2 separate regions of the Mus musculus genome follow, and region 1 is linked to region 2. The links are chromatin contacts, found by Hi-C or POLR2A ChIA-PET in ENCODE. All regions are on one chromosome and are shown on one strand. Each heading gives the region's core, a stretch centred on a gene start or an enhancer-like site at or near the end of the contact. The rest is flanking DNA. Distances are from core to core; before and after follow the strand shown. Region 1 holds the start of Clec11a (C-type lectin domain family 11, member a). Region 2 holds the start of Zfp719 (zinc finger protein 719).

What was found. Hi-C counts contacts between places; a loop is a spot of excess contacts on that map. ChIA-PET counts read pairs that join two places held with the same protein, here RNA polymerase II (POLR2A).
Region 1: a loop to region 2 is called in a map of T-helper 17 cell, with 2.3 times the contacts of the local background. The contact joins the promoter of Clec11a here to the promoter of Zfp719 in region 2. A Hi-C loop is called at or near these places in 1 of 37 maps with a recorded cell type or tissue (T-helper 17 cell). POLR2A ChIA-PET finds 5 or more read pairs at or near these places in 1 of 5 experiments (Patski).

Annotation. Positions count from the first base shown.
Region 1 is chr7:44,305,658-44,308,357 of GRCm38, forward strand. It overlaps Clec11a (C-type lectin domain family 11, member a), which reads right to left and starts at 1,302. Exons shown (of 4, transcript NM_009131.3): 1 at 962-1,302; 2 at 616-817; 3 at 172-363. The coding sequence starts at 1,108.
Region 2 is chr7:43,578,332-43,581,031 of GRCm38, forward strand. Zfp719 (zinc finger protein 719) reads left to right here and starts at 1,255. Exons shown (of 4, transcript NM_172482.1): 1 at 1,255-1,435.

The DNA.
Region 1 (2,700 bases), core at 52-2,551, 730 kb after region 2:
AGGTTGGAGCAAGAAAAGTCTCACCCACCTCACAATCCATCTCTAGATGTGCCAGCACCTCCCAGTTCTATGTGGACCCTCTGGTATCCTGATACCCGTTTTCTCCAGGTCTTCAGACCTCCATGGGTCTCCTCCTCCCACCTAGGCCCTCTTTGTGCTGCTGAGACTCACCCTCCAAGCGGCCGTGCTCCTGCTCAGCACGGTCCTGGACCTCCTTCAGGGCTTGCACTGAGTCGCGGGTGTCACTCGCAGCATCCCGCAGCTGCCGCAGCCCCTGGGTCAGCTCAACCACACGGGTGTCCAAAACGTGCAGACGGACGTGCAATTGGTGTAGGCCTGCATCGAGGCTGGCCAAGCGGCCCACTGTGAAAAGACAGAAGGCACAACTAGAGGCACAATTAAGGGCTCTAAGGACATGGAGGGCACGGCCCTCAGACTCCCAAAAGCGGATTGGATGAGGCGATCTGTGGGATGTGTGACCATGTCTATGAAGTTCAGTGGGTTAAACTCTTGACAGGCAGACACATCTGGGGACCTTGGGCCCCTTTGATGTGTCTGGCCTCCGAGTTGGGTCAGTGCTTGACAGACAGGCCACCCTGGCTTCTGAATACTCACAGATGTAAGTGACAGTGTCCTCTGGTGTGGGAGAAGGGCTGGGGAAAGGGTTGGGACTAGAAGAAGGTGCTGTGGTGATTTCCTCTTCCTCTTCTTCCCCTTGAGTCTCTGTGGTCTCCCAGACCTCTTTGTCTTCAGGGTTTTCAGCAAGATTATCCTCATTTCCCACCCCAGTGGGCAGCCCTAGGGCCTCCTGGAGATTCTGGGTCAGAGAATGCATGTCAGTTTCCTTCCCGCCTACCCTCTCAGCTCTTTTCTGAACCCATTGTTCCATCTAAACCCCCTTACTTTTCTTTACCCATCTGAACACTTCATCTCAAGCCCACAGTGCCCCTCCAACACTCACCTTCAACATCTGTGACTCCCGCTCTCTCTCCTCCTCCAGGGCACCTCCCCAGCCTCCCTCCCACTCCCTCCCAGGACCTCGGGCTCCATGACCAAAACTCAAAAGCTGAGGGACCACTAGGGCCCCCAAGAGCCAGGCTGCCTGCATCCAGCTGGGCTTCCCAGCACCCAAATAGTAGAGAGGTCAGAATGCCAGGGGTAGGACTGCTGTATAGACCTAGCAAGTGTCCCAGTCTGGTGGGCAGCTCACAAGCCCCTTGGACCTTCTTTCTGCCAGGCTTTCTCTTCTGCCTTCCCTCCTGATCTGCTCTGTCTCAACTTTTGATCTCCTCAGCTTCTCTTGGTGAGTCTCCCCGCCCCTATTGGCTTCCAGGAGGCTCTGCCTCTGTGGCCGGAAACCTCCAACGTTCCAAAGCCTGATCCCGCCTTGGGTCTACCCACACCCACCCCTTGCCACTTTCCAGACCTCTGCTTCTGCCCTCTTTCCTCCCTTTTGCAAGTACAAGCACTTATATGGATAAAAGGAAGATGGGGAAAGTTTTCCAGGGCATCCTTGGTACTGGTAGGCCTCAGCCTTGGTCCAGGAGTCTTCTCAGAACAAAGCAGGCTATGATAGGATGCCAGCTTTGGACTGTTCACTTCTCTCTGTCTTGGCCATTCCTGAGGAGGGGGCACACTGCAGAGAGTATGCTAAGGTTGCTATTATCCTGTGGTCACCGCTGACCACACAGCCTAATGAAGGGGACTCTTCTAACATTCTCAGGCTCCGGGGCTCTCCCATCCTCTACCCAGATGGCCTGTCCTGGCCCTACCAGCCCTTGTATGTGGTGCCTGCTTGTGGGGATATGTGTGAACAGCATGCATGTGTGCTGCTTAAAAGGTGTAACTACAAGATTCTCCTGCAGGCCAGGCCCTGAGCAGGTTGATGCTGGGGTGGGAGGGGTGGTAGTGAGCCCAGTGGTTCCCCCATCAAGGGAGGAGAAGGGTTGACAGTCAGAGCAGGTATCTCCAGTATGTATACTAACCAAGCACTGGCCGTGAGTAGAGAACCCTCTGCAAGCTGCCTTATCCCAGCCTAGACCACTGCAGTGGCCTCCCCTTACTCTCCCTCCTTCTACAGAGCCCCTCCAATCTGGGCTGCTTGCCTGCCGCAGCCAGAGCAATCCTTCCAAACCATAAATCAGATCACATTACTCCCCACGCCCCTGCCTCCTCACCTTCCCATCAGAAGCAGGAGAGAAGCCAAACCGCGGTCTCCTCGGTCCTCAGTGCAGCCTGCAGGGCTGGGGCCTGGGAGAGAACCGTTTTTTCTGCAGTCTCACCTCATCTCCCCTCACCCTCCATCACCACTCTGTCCTTCCTAGCCTTTTCCTCCTTCTGCAAACTCTTCCCTCAGCTCTTTCTCATTACTGAAGCCTCAGCTCTGCCCACCATGTGAGATGCTTTCTCAAAATGCCCCCTTTTCTTCTAGGTATGGTCCAACCAGTATGGGCTTGTTTATTTACATCTGTCTCTTGCAGACCAAGGCATAGATTTTGGGGCTACTTCTGTATCCCCAAATCAAAGCAGGACTTCCTAGCACCTAGTTGGTACTCAGTTAAACTGATGAATAAGACCAATGTTACAGCAGCTTGGTAAAAGGCCTTAAAAATCAGACTTTTGTGTTTAGGTTGCACCGGAGTTCTCAAGGTGTCTGCCTGAGTGCAGGCGCTGAGGGCAGTGGAAGGTTCCAATGCCAGG
Region 2 (2,700 bases), core at 5-2,504:
ATGTGTGAACTGGGCATGATTGCACATTGTTGTAATCCTAGAACTTCCCTGGTATAGACAAGATCAGAGTAACTTCAAGGCCAGCCTGGTCTACATAGTTCCAGACCAGTGGTTCTCAACCTTTCTAATATTTTTCATTGCTACTTCATAACTGTAATTTTGCTACTGTTATGAATCATGATGTAAATATTTTTGGAGATAGAGGTTTGTCAAAGGGGTCATAACCCACAGGTTGAGAACCACTGTTCTAGACTGTCCAGGGCTAGAATGTGTTTAATATGGAGATAACTCACACAATTTTATACTTTATTCTTATAATGTACATTAGGTCTACTAATTTATTCACTACAGTGCTAGGTGTTTTTCCCATTTGACTAGTGTCCCTGTTTATCATTATTTCCACTGCCCACCTAGTTCTACATTATTTCTATTATGCGATTTAGAAGACATTTTACTTCTAAGTAAGAACAGGTTTCTATCCTCTGGGAACCGTGAGATGCCTCAGTATGACGTAAATGATGGCTTATCTCAGTTTCTCACCGTTGGTGTTCCATATGACTTACCTCCTGTTTCCTAATAACCCCACATAGTTTTCAATTTTTGAAAAATTAGAAAAGGCCAGTGTGGTGATACACATCTTTAATCCCAGCACTCGGGAAACAGAGGCCATGAGATGTCTGAGAGTCCAAGGCCAGAATGACCTTCATGTCCGGTTCCAAGCCAGTCAGACCAATATAGTGAGGTCATCTCAAAAATAAGAACTTCTTTCAATTCTGGTGAAAATCAAGAGAAAGTTGAAGAAAAAGAGAAACAGATTAAAAGCACTTGTTGCTCTTGCAGCTGTCCTGGATGCTATAAACTCAACATGCAGGCAAAAATACATAAAGTAAATCTAATAAAATACAGGGGAAAAAAAGGTACATTTAGGAAGATGTAATGTTACAGTGTCTTAGAATTATATACACATACAAGACGTTAATAAATCCCCTAAGCATGTGAGACAGCCTTGGACTTTCACCTATCACATTCTTGTCGGCTGTATGGAACCGTTGCGCTTTGATGCTTGCCTCTGTGTCACGGGAGTGTGGGTTCAGCCATGGCACTTTCTAGGAAGAAGTTAAAAAAAAAAAAAAAAAAATCAGAAACCACCAGATGAGCCATAATAAGTACTGGCAAGACAGACTTCCGCCAGTGGTGGTGCGCATGCGCGCCACCCAGGGCTACGTGGTAGTGAACTGAGGGAACCCTTATTCAAATCGGAAGTGGCCTAGAGTGATCACATCCGCTCAGATCTTAAAGTAGTTCGCCTCTCCTGTCGTTGCCAGGGTAGCGTGGGTGTTTGGAATCCGAACCCATGGAATTGTGGGTGTCTGTGGGCGGAAGTCTCGCAGTCCTGGCGTGCCGTGTGCAGAGCTTCTCTAAGGTGTAATGTGAGGTGAGTGGATGTGGAGCAGAGGACGCTGTGCTGCTGAGCGCCGGTTTGTGCTGAGTGATGGTTGAATCGGCCCCAGGGGGGGATGAGGTGGATAAAGTGGGGGTCGTTCGGTTCTCTTTCATTCTGTTCCTGCGGGTTTTCCGCGTCTGTATTTTGTCACTTCCCAGTATGCTGTCCTGTGGGATTTCCCACCGTCGTCCGTGAAAATTACCATGTGAGGGCATTCGGGGCAGGACTCAGTGAGTGGGCGCTGCAGCATCCGGGAGCTTCAGGGCGAGGACCTTGAGATGGCTTGTGATCCGCTCAGTCTGTGATTGGCTTAGGAGTCAGGCGATGGAGCTTGAGGCCAGTGTAGGGTGCTTTGTGAGGGCGACCGCGTCGCTTTCTGGGCTGTTTGAGTAGCTGGTAACTGGAGCCCTGGCTCCTGGTCAAACACTGGCCTTCGAGAGGAGATAAACTCCAAAGAGTAAGAGAAAACGGGGAAATGAATTTATTTACGTTTGGTCCAAACTGGAGACCCAGTGCCCTCCATCTCTGTCAGCCTAAGCAGTATTAGCAATAGAAGGCACTGCCTAGAAGCCAGGAGATGTGTTTAGGTATATTTAATGTGGTCACAGTTATCTAAGCGGGGACATAGCCTTGGGGCTGCCCTTAGGTGTTCTGGATATTTCCTTTCCCCCGTATGCAACTGAAGACAGAAGAAAGATTTAAGAAAAAACTAGTCATTTCAGTTACAATTGAAAGTTTACATAAATACTGCAGTCCTTTGCTGATGTGAGGTCTGATCGGAGGTTTGACTTGTGCCTGGGATCTGTGAATTTGGCAAGGATTGGTAATTGGCAGTTACGCAGAAAGGTGCTGCTGTAAAAAGATTGTAAGGCAGAAGCCTGGGTTCCTGCATCCAAACAGGCAAGGGCCAGCCTCATCCAGTCTGCCTACTGAAGAGACCAGTGAGGAGGAAAGGCAGGAGAGTGGAGATGTGGGTCAGCAGTGTTGGGTTCCCAGCACCCACACCACATGGTGCCTTGGAACTGCCTGGTGGGACGATTCCAGGGGATCCGTGTTCCCTTCTGGCCTCCCAGCTAATGGTGCACAGACAAAGACAGACAAAACACCCACACACGTTTCATTTTTAAATGTTTGAATAGTAAGAATAAATCTTTAAAAAAAAATTTTTTTTTCCGTTAATGTTGGGCGAGCTGCCTTCTCCAATTATTCCCCACCTCCTAAAGAAATGTTAAGGAAAAAAAGAAAAGCAGAGGTTG